Regions from separate parts of the Homo sapiens genome. Here region 2 is linked to region 1. Evidence: read pairs that join two places in POLR2A ChIA-PET (ENCODE). Cell type or tissue: endothelial cell of umbilical vein. All regions are shown on one strand.

The links. ChIA-PET counts read pairs that join two places held together with the same protein. Peaks named below come from ENCODE experiments on the same cell type or tissue, not always from the same donor. Only the 100,000 strongest peaks of a DNase experiment are listed, where the experiment ranks them.
Region 2: POLR2A ChIA-PET joins it to region 1 with 5 read pairs; 2 of 35 experiments call an interaction of 5 or more read pairs at or near these places.

Annotation. Positions count from the first base shown.
Region 1 is chr2:36,436,057-36,441,056 of GRCh38, forward strand. The region is part of intron 2 of CRIM1 (cysteine rich transmembrane BMP regulator 1); the gene reads left to right. Among named protein-coding and RNA genes, the nearest start is that of CRIM1, 83 kb to the left of the region's middle. In endothelial cell of umbilical vein, no CTCF peak of the experiment used is centred here; DNase peaks (open chromatin) are centred at 2,635 and 3,225; H3K27ac peaks cover 2,781 bases.
Region 2 is chr2:36,520,066-36,525,065 of GRCh38, forward strand. CRIM1 (cysteine rich transmembrane BMP regulator 1) reads left to right here. Exons shown (of 17, transcript NM_016441.3): 13 at 2,027-2,248. Among named protein-coding and RNA genes, the nearest start is that of FEZ2, 76 kb to the right of the region's middle. In endothelial cell of umbilical vein, no CTCF peak of the experiment used is centred here; no DNase peak of the experiment used is centred here.

The DNA.
Region 1 (5,000 bases):
AAAATTCAGAAGTAATGTCAGAAAAACTTTCTAATTGATGGAGTGGCTGTAGTTTTATCCTTATTTTCTCCATGGAAAAAACATAGAATAGAGACAGAGAAGAATAAATAAAATCTGATGGGAGAATTTATAGAAAAGGCTGAAAAAAAAGGTTTCAGAAAAACAATTCCTGATGTTATGGTAATTGTACTACATTTAAGTGACAAGCTGATGACTAGTTCGGGGCAGAGGAAGATGCAGGGTGAGTAGGGATTCTAGATAATTTATTGAAAGGTGAATAGAGGGTTGAAAGAAGAGAAAAAGGAATGTTAATTACAAAATAAGAAAGATGGAGACTTTTGAAATCTAAATTATTTGAAAGCATAACTTCACAATTTGAAGGCTTGAATCTTATGCCTGCTAGTCATGAAGTTAAAAACATAGCTTTGAAAAATTAAAGTAAGTGCTGGAAATTTGAAGAGAAGTTACTGGCTCGTAGTAGATTTTACAGATCCCTCTTGGAAATCAGGTAAAAAATGGGAGGTATAGGTAATCAGAATGTCATAATTAAGCTTGATTTAATAGATAACGCAAGATTATATGTAATAAACAGAGGATATATGTTCTTTTCAAATACCCATCTATTTTAAAATTGGTTATGAGACCACACATACATACACACACGTGCTAAAAACCAAAAACATGCAAAACTCAAGAAGTTAACAAAAGTAGAGAATTGTACAGCCTACATTCCATTCTCTGGCAACCAGGCAGTAAGACTATAAATTAAAAAAGAAAGCTCCCCAAAATGTAGCTATGCAGAAATTTAATATCACTCTTCTAAAAAGTCTTTAAAAAGGAAACATATAAATTACTTAGCAACAAGTCACACTGAAAGCAATACATTATCAAAAATCAGAATATAACCAAAGCAATATTTGATTGAAATATTCAAAGCATAATTAAAATTGTTTGTATAATAACTCTTTAAGAAATGTGTTTGTTATAAGACAACCAAATAGAAATGAACCAAGCATTAATCTTAAAACACTAGAGGAGGCTGGGCACGGTGGCGCACGCCTGTCATCCCAGCACTTTGGGAGGCCGAGGCGGGCAGATCACGAGGTCAGGAGATCGAGACCATCCTGGCTAACACGGTGAAACCGTATCTGTACTAAAAATACAAAAAATTAGCCGGGCGAGGTGGTGGGCGCCTGTAGTCCCAGCTACTCCGGAGGCTGAGGCAGGAGAATGGCGTGAACCGGGGAGGCAGAGCTTGCAGTGAACCAAGATTGCACCACTGTACTCCAGCCTGGGTGACAGAGCGAGACTCCATCTCAAAAAAAAAAAGAGTTAGTGTAACTTTGAAACTAAAATTGGATAAGGCCAACATAAAAAGAGAGAGAACTAAAGATGAACATTACTCAAGTTTATAAATTTAAAAATCTTAAAATGTTAGGAAGTCAAATTCAACAGGATCTTTAAAAACAGTTTATTCTTAGAACACAAGGATGATTTAAAATCCAACCGATTATATTAATAAAGAGAAAGCCAGTGTGATTGATCATCTTGAAAAGTTGAAAAGCATTTAATAAGATTTAACCTGCATTTTTAACATTCTTACATCCCTTCTAGCCGTCAAACTCTGATCGACTTACACTTAAGACTGTGTCTTTGGTAGCCTACCCTATTCCACTTTTATTACAAAGGCAGCTCTTAAGACATAAATCCATCTCTTCAGGCTCGAACTGCAAAACACACGTCGAGAGGTGACAATGTTGGGACTGTCAAAAAGAACTTAAAGAGTGGGATAACCAGCCGGGCGCGGTGGCTCACTCCTGTAATCCCAGCACTTTGGGAGGCTGAGGCGGGTGGATCACAACATCAGAAGATCGAGACCAGCCCGGCCAACATGGTGAAACCCCATCTCTACTAAAAATACAAAAATTAGCTGGATGTGGTGGCACGCACCCGTAGTCCCAGCTACTCAGGAGGCTGGGACAGAAAAATTGCTTGAACCCAGGAGGTGGAGGTTGCAGTGAGCTGAGATTGTGCCACTGTACTCCAGCCTGGCAACAGAGCAAGACTCCATCTCAAAAAAAAAAAACAAAAAAAAAGAGTGGGATAACCAGTAAGATCTAATATGTTGGGTTTTAATGGAGATGTTTAATTGAAGCATATGTTTCAAAATTCTGATTATTACATACTAAATATTTTGTAAAATAAAAATGTAATAGAATATGATAAGAATATATTAATGACAGCAAATTAACAAGAGTAGGAATTAAGTGCTATTTGCAATCAAAGTCACAAAGCTTTTCTTAATTATAAAACAATGTGTTTGCCAGATAAGCAGTCTACCAAATGCAGTTTACAAACTCCAACTTAATCTGCATACATTCAAGATTCGCCTTCTCCTCCTCACCTCTTTGATTTATTCTCCTCCACACTGATGGGGCTCTGAGAGTGGAATTCCTTATTAGTTAATCATGTTCTCTTCTCACGGCAGTTCCTTGGGGGGTTATACTATGAAAGTGGGCTAGATGGATTCTCTGAGACTCCTGTTTGACCCAAGCACATGTGGCGTATAGGCTGTAGCTCCCATGAGACATGCAGTGAGATAAGACTGGTAAGAGGGAGCAGGGATGTAGCTAACCCGGTAGCTTTAACAAAAACCACATTTCTGAAAGGGAAGGAGCTGTGCCCAGAGAAATCAGCTGATGACTCAGGATCACAGTAGTGATTCCTGAGACAGGAGTCATATTATTACAGAGGAACATAGCTGGAACTGGATGGACCAAGTTTCACATCACCACATCACCATTTACTAGCTGTGTGACCTTGGGCAAATAAATCTGAATCTCAGTTTCATCATCTGTAAAATGGAGCAAATAATAACTAACCTTCTGGGGTTATTGTGACATGAGCACATGGCATGTGTGTTAATGAAGTCTGTTCTTAGGACAGAGGCTGTTTTATTTTCCATTCTGCTTTAAGCTGCTTATTGGATATTGGCATGTGGGTGATAGCCACAGGGAGGGTAGAGGCCTGCAAATGAATGTTTCCCCTGAGTGAGGCACAGGTGCCATGAAGTGGTATTCTATCCAACAGGAAAATTAAGTGTAGTCATAAGGTAGGTGGCAGAAGGAAGGCAGCATTAAGACTCAACCCATCTCATCTCGTTCTCCAACACACCCGGTACCCAGCTGTGGTAAACAGTGCTAGTATTTGTCTTCCTCCATATTCTTTCTTGCCAAGTGCCTTTCCAACCTCCTCCCACGTCTCCTTCCTCCCCAGATATTGTGTGCCTTCCTGTTGTTGCCCAGGTTCCCAAAGTCCTATCTTTCTAAGAAGGGACCTGTTTTTCTGAATTATTCTCTTCCTCTTTCTATATAATCAAATCTCTAATTTGTCCCATAGTGAACGGTACAGTCTTGAAAATGGCATAAGGGGTTCTAAATCGCCAGGTACCCCTGCTGCTCATCCAACCTCATCTCCTGTTTGTCCTCTCACTGTGCCTCAGCCACACTGACGTTCTTACTCTTCCTGGGACACACAAGCCTGCGTCAGCAGTTCCTTCTGCTGGGATGCTCTTCTCCAAAGTATCTCCGTGGCTCGTCCCCTCACTCCTTCAAGTCTTTGTTCAGCCGTAAACTTCTCAATCATGCCCATCCATTCTCACCACATTGTAACTGCTACCCACTTCTTCTAAGCATTCCAATTCCCTCTTACTCTGTTCTTGTTTTCCCCTCATAGCACATATCACCCTTTACTACTATATAATTTGCTTCTTTATAATGTTTGTTACTTATGTTCTGTCATCCTCCACCACCATATCAACTAACAAGGTCAGGAACCTGTGTCTTTCCTCTTTACTGACATATCCCAAGCTGCTGAAGCAACAGGTGCTCAGTCAATGTTTCAGTGAATTTACTAGAACTATAAGTATGAAGAGTCTCCTATATTATGTCTTAGGTAGACAAGAAATAGATAAGGAAGAGGAAAGATACAGCAATCAAGGTAGAAAATGACTAGAGGAACAGGCATGGTTTTAAAAAGAGATCCACTGCTATGATATCAAGACCTGAGTGGACTGGAATGAGGTGACCTGGATTCTTGCTTTAAGTTTACCAATGACCTTAGCCAGGTCACTTAAGCTCTGGGGCCTCAGACGTTCTTTATCTACAAAATGAGAAAACTAAACTAGGTGACCTTTTGGGTCTTATCCTACTACCCAATTCTGTGTTTGGGTTTTACTTTAGGAAGACCAATTAACACTTACGGAAACATTGCCTGGTACTAACTGGCATCAATTTCACCTAATGTCTCCTGAACTCCCCATCTCCCACCAAAGGTCCTGGGCTGGGATGATGTCTTTTAGTCTATTTCCATCTTTTCCTCAAGGGCCTTATGTTCGTATAGGTCTCTTAAAACTCAACCCAAGAAGCTAAACTGTGGACTGGGGTTTCAGAAGCCAGGGCTTTGCTCCTCCATCGTAAAATCTGAGTAAACCCACATTGTTTTATTTTTCGCATCTCTAAAATTGAGATACAGCAATGGGTCGGCAGATAATATTAGACAGAGGGGAATAAGGTGCATTTGATGGAGCTCTGCTAGAAATAGAAGCACATCAGGTGCCATTTCAGGAAATTACACGGGAATTTGGCTCATTATCCATCTTGCTAAGCTGCCACATCGTAAAGTCACAGACTATTAATAGAATACCATTGATAACTCAGAGTGTGCAGGTAGAGTTCCTCCATGTTGATTGTCGTACACATTGTCTCCAGTTTCTGAAGTAGCCATGATTTGTTTGTGTTTTAAGGTACACTGTTTTCAAAGAACAGCCTTTAAAGCTCTTTTGAATTCAAAGATCTTTCAGTTACTCAAGGAATGGGTCCAGTTTTCAGATTCTCCACGCCATGGGTGCATCTTCCCTTCAGCTTTCTTCATTTTGGTCATTGCTCCAGATGTTCATTGTTTAACACAAGTGGGTAGGGAGACGGAGAAGAAGGGAATTT
Region 2 (5,000 bases), 84 kb after region 1:
GGGTAAGATTCCAAATGACATTGTCGGTCAGGGTTGGGCCAGGAGCCTCCTGCCTGGTGGAAGGAAACCTGCAGACTCTACCTCGGCTCCAGCCCTCACACCGTCACTGCCAGCGTATCCTGATGTCCTCTGGGTTATTTCCAGGCCTCAGTGAGAGCCCTGCAGATTCCAGGCTGTTCGTTTCACTGTCATTCCATAGCTTCAGCACGGCTGTCCCTTCTTCTTCTTTTCAGTTTTTAGACAGAGGTTGGGCAATGCTTGCATGAGCTAAGTTAACGTAAGTCACAAAAACCTCATGGAGATTTGCAGGGCCTAGTGTGAACAAGAGGGTGTTGTCCTTATTTCTAGCCAAAGCAAAAGTTAGCACTGGTCAGTCTCTTAGAGAAGAAATTATCCCTCGACGTAGATAACCACGAAAAGGTCATTGAGAAAGTCATCCCATCTTACTATCTCTAACCTATGTGGGTGGGATCTGTGGAATCATATCTGTAATAGGACCTAGAGTACCATGGAGCCGTGGAACCAATGGCTGTTCTTCAACTTATGCCTGCTGCCTTTGGGACTAGTCATAGGAGATACAGTTACTCAGTTTAAAGGAGAGGGTATGGGCCAATCCCATTATGCTGGCTTTCCTGTCCCTCAGAGAAGGTCCACAATGAAGTAACTGCCTTGGTCCTCAAAAAGGCCCTTCTTGTCACATCCTGCTTACTGGCTGTGGGGTATATTCATGAGGTGGATAGAAGGAAAAAGTGGCATGTAGAGCTTCTGGATCATATGGCAACTACATGTCTCAGTTGTTTCTGGTTCTTGACTAAAAATAACAGAGCTCATGAAGTTGGTTCTGGGAAGAACATACGACAACTCTTTTGATTGTGTATGCATTGAGAAAATGTGGCCCTCTTAGAGCTTTGCTAGGTAGGGCTGTCGTGGCTGTGTCTAGACTCTTGAGTGGTGAAGTTGATTAGAAGTGCTCTCTTATCAGTTGGACTATGACATTTCTAAACTGGAAACGCACCCACTTACATTTTCCTTTCTGATATCTCAATCATATTGCTGCTTGAAGTTACAATTTTCATTGATTTTAGTGGAAACCGATGCCCAAAGTGCTATCTGGATTTTCTGGTGACATTTTCTGTTGCAAGTTGTAACTAGATCTGGGGACTTCCAGGTCTCAGTCTTTAGATAGCAAAGACACAGATGATTTGCACATGATTTCTCTGTGGTTGCATCCTTATGAGTGATTTAGATTTCTTATCTTTCAGTCATTAATGTGAATTCCTGAACATTGGAATGTTGCATTTAGGTGGTTTTTGGTAGTCTGGTACAATGAGAATTTGTCTGAATATTGATTGGTCAAAATTGCATGTGGCCACAAGTAAGAGAAAATCCAGCTACAATTTGTAAGTAAATAGAGGTCTATTTTACATATATGACAAGACATTTGGAGGCAGATGTTTATCAGCATTGATTCAGTGGCTCAGTGGGGTCAAGGCCTTTCTCTTCTGATAGGGGTGTCACAGCCGTGATCAACGCACTCCTATCAAGGCAGGAATAATGTGGAAGGATGATGGCAGAACATATCTACCCTTCTTTGAAGAAAGTGAAAGCTTTCCCAGAAATCCCTTCGTTAGCCATTAGGTCCCATTAGCTACGGCTAGATGATGGGGCCACCCTAGTTTCAAGGGAGCCTAGGAAAGCAGGGAACAGAATTGTCCCATTTACTTACATGCATTGTAATCCAAGTCCTGGGACTTCCCCAAAGAAAACCAGGATTTCATTAAGGAAGAAAGAGCGGATGTTATATAAACAACTAACAGAATAACTGTAACATCTCTTTTTTGATCTTTGTTATTTTGTTTAAAAATTTAAGACCCTTCCCGAATCATACTTTCTGATTTGTTACTGCGTCATGTATTTAAGGAGGCACCGAAAGCCATCATGACTGGGTGTGCTTTGAAACACACTATGTTGCATAGTTGCTGGCCAACAGCATCTTCTTTGCTGACCTATATGTTCATTTTTCCAGATCAACCTTTTCGGCCTTCCTTGTCCCGCAATAACAGCGTACCTAATTACTGCAAAAATGATGAAGGGGATATATTCCTGGCAGCTGAGTCCTGGAAGCCTGACGTTTGTACCAGCTGCATCTGCATTGATAGCGTAATTAGCTGTTTCTCTGAGTCCTGCCCTTCTGTATCCTGTGAAAGACCTGTCTTGAGAAAAGGCCAGTGTTGTCCCTACTGCATAGGTAAGACCAAGGAAAAAAAAATCCCTCATCTCTACCAGTTGTCACTAAATCTGTATTGACAGCCATTTGCTAGATCAATTAATATTTTTGAAACTGGTTTTTTCCCTGCTTGACATGTCACACAGACCCAGTGTAGCAACACTGAGCAGAAGAAAGATATGGAAGATGTACTCCCAAGAGGAGGTGCTGTAAGAATAAATAAATGAGGCCAGGAGTGGTGGCTCACGCCTGCAATCCCAGCACTTTGGGAGGCCGAGGCAGACGGATCACTTGAGGTCAGGAGTTCAAGACCAGCCTGGCCAACATGATGAAACCCCGTCTCTACCAAAAATACAGAAATTAGCTGTGTGTGGTGGCACACACCTGTAATCCCAGCTACTCCGGAGGCTGAGGCAGGAGAATCACTTGAACACGGGAGGCGGAGGTTACAGTGAGCCAAGATTGTGCCACTGCACTCCAGCCTGGGTGACAGAGCAAGACTCCATCTCAAAAAAAAAAAAAAGAAGAAGAAGAAGAAGGAGAAAGAAATGTTCTCTGAGAATGTCATACTGTTACAGCACTGTCGTGTTCTATCGGGGTCCTTGGCCAGTTCAGGGTTTTCAATTTCAGAACTCTGTTTCTCCAGCCTATTTTTTACAGTGGTTTTTTTTTTCTTTTTTTAGACAGATTCTCACTCTGTCACCCAGGCTGGAGTGCAGTGGTGCAATCTCAGCTTGCTGCAACCTCCGCCTCCTGGGTTCAAGTAATTCTCCTGCCTCAGCCTCCCTAGTAGCTGGAATTACAGGTGCCTGCCACCTCGCCTAGCTAATTTTTGTATTTTAGTAGAGATGGGGACAGTGGTGTTTTTTTCCAGATAGAAACACCAAGTCTCATATTAGAGCCCACTTAGTGTATAAAGCTTGCTGCTGCCTTGAGATCAACTAAATATGAAATATTAATTTAATCTCCCAGTTGTTCCTGTCTTCTGGCACTTAATGGATTCTGTTTCAACCACGTGGTTGTCCCTGTCAGTGGCCTAGGCACACAGAGTGAGGCCTGAGTAACTCTAGAGCCCTCACCTTCTTGTGACCCGTGGTGGTGATGCATCTTTGTGAGCAGAGGATCTATGTATATTAGCACCTAACATCTGGAGCAAAACTAGTCCTATGGACATAAGCCAGATGCTGTTCCGAGGTCCAAAAGGTGAGACAGCTGGCAGTTCTATCAAGGACAGCCCGTGTTCCCTGGGCTTTCACCCTCTTTTAACGCTTTTGTGTCCAGTAAAGCTCAAAGTCAAATGAAAGACAATGACACGTCTTAATCAGATAGTGCACCTATAATCAGAGTAGCAGATGAAAAAGTTTACAGTCTGTACTAATTGCACATTTATTGTTGGGGATTTTCCATGTTTTCTAAACACAAGTCATTGCATATATCTGGAGTGATAGATGGGGAATAAAGGAGATCTGGCTACACAGTTTTGTGGCATTTCTGATAGATAAGCTGAGGAATGGTGGCCATAACTCAAGCTCATGAGGACATCTCCCTGTCCTTGTCTTGTGACTTCTGGCCACTAGACAGGGCCACTCTGAGTCTTTTACTCTGCGTGTTGGTATATGAGATGGAAATGCCTGTTCTTAGGAATTTTACACAGATTTTCTTACTGTAATGGTCAAAGAGTAATAAAAGTTCTGTTTTAAAAGCTAGATGGCCAAAGAGTAATAAAAGTTCTGTTTTAAAAGCTAGATTCTCTCTTTTAATAGGGTTACCATCCATATAATTTATTCTTCAAACCACGATGCTTTTGAGAGTGAAAAGGGGGCTGTTAATAATTCTGATGGGACAATAGTCATACATAGATCAGGAGTGTCCCAAGCAAACTGGATATGTGGTAGCCCTGCATTTTAGCACCGGCTTCTCTGTACTCTACCCCTAAGCTTTCTAGCTCCTAAGTGGAGCGAAAAATGTATCAAGGCATATATCCAATTTAGTGCTACTTACCTTTTCAAAGAGCTGACCAAAATTCACGCAACAAAATGACACTGCCTTTGGTGAGATCTAAATGAAAGCTATAACTAAGCTATTCTTTCAGGCTGGGTAAGGGGAAAGTATAGCCAATATCCCCATAGTTATATATCAAAACTTTTTTTTTTAACTTTTTAAGTTCAGAGGTACAAGTGCAGTAAAGCTTTAATACTAAAGGAAATAGTTCACAAGTCAACCAGGGATACTTATGTCATACTTGGGAAACCAGGGCCCAGGAGGTCTGAGAATTGCATGTTACCTTCAGAGGAAAAATCTAACAGCAGATCTCTCGTGTGTTGAAAATTCTCAGATTGTTTTGTGTAAATTTATTGTTGTTTTGCTACTTAATTGTTAAATTTGTAATTAGTAAATTATTCGACTAGTAAATTTGTTTTCATGTGATAGTAGATAATCATCTCTCACAAAACCAATTTAACAAATTCAAAATTATGAAGAGAAACCTGCAAATCGTAGTATTCTGTAGTCTTTCTTTTTATTTTTTATTTTTTTGCCTTCATACTTTCTATTCCAATTCCTGCATCTAGATTATACATTCTTCATTGGTGTAGAAAAAAAGGACCAGTTTGGCTCAAATTTGTGATTTTGATTTTAAGTTGGACTGCAGCACTTTTGCTAAATTGTGGTTCATATGAGCTCGTAATGGTATAGTGGACATTTTGATTCTGATCTGTCTCCCTCCACAACTTCCCTCCCCCTCCCAAACTGATGCACGTATAATTTTATCATA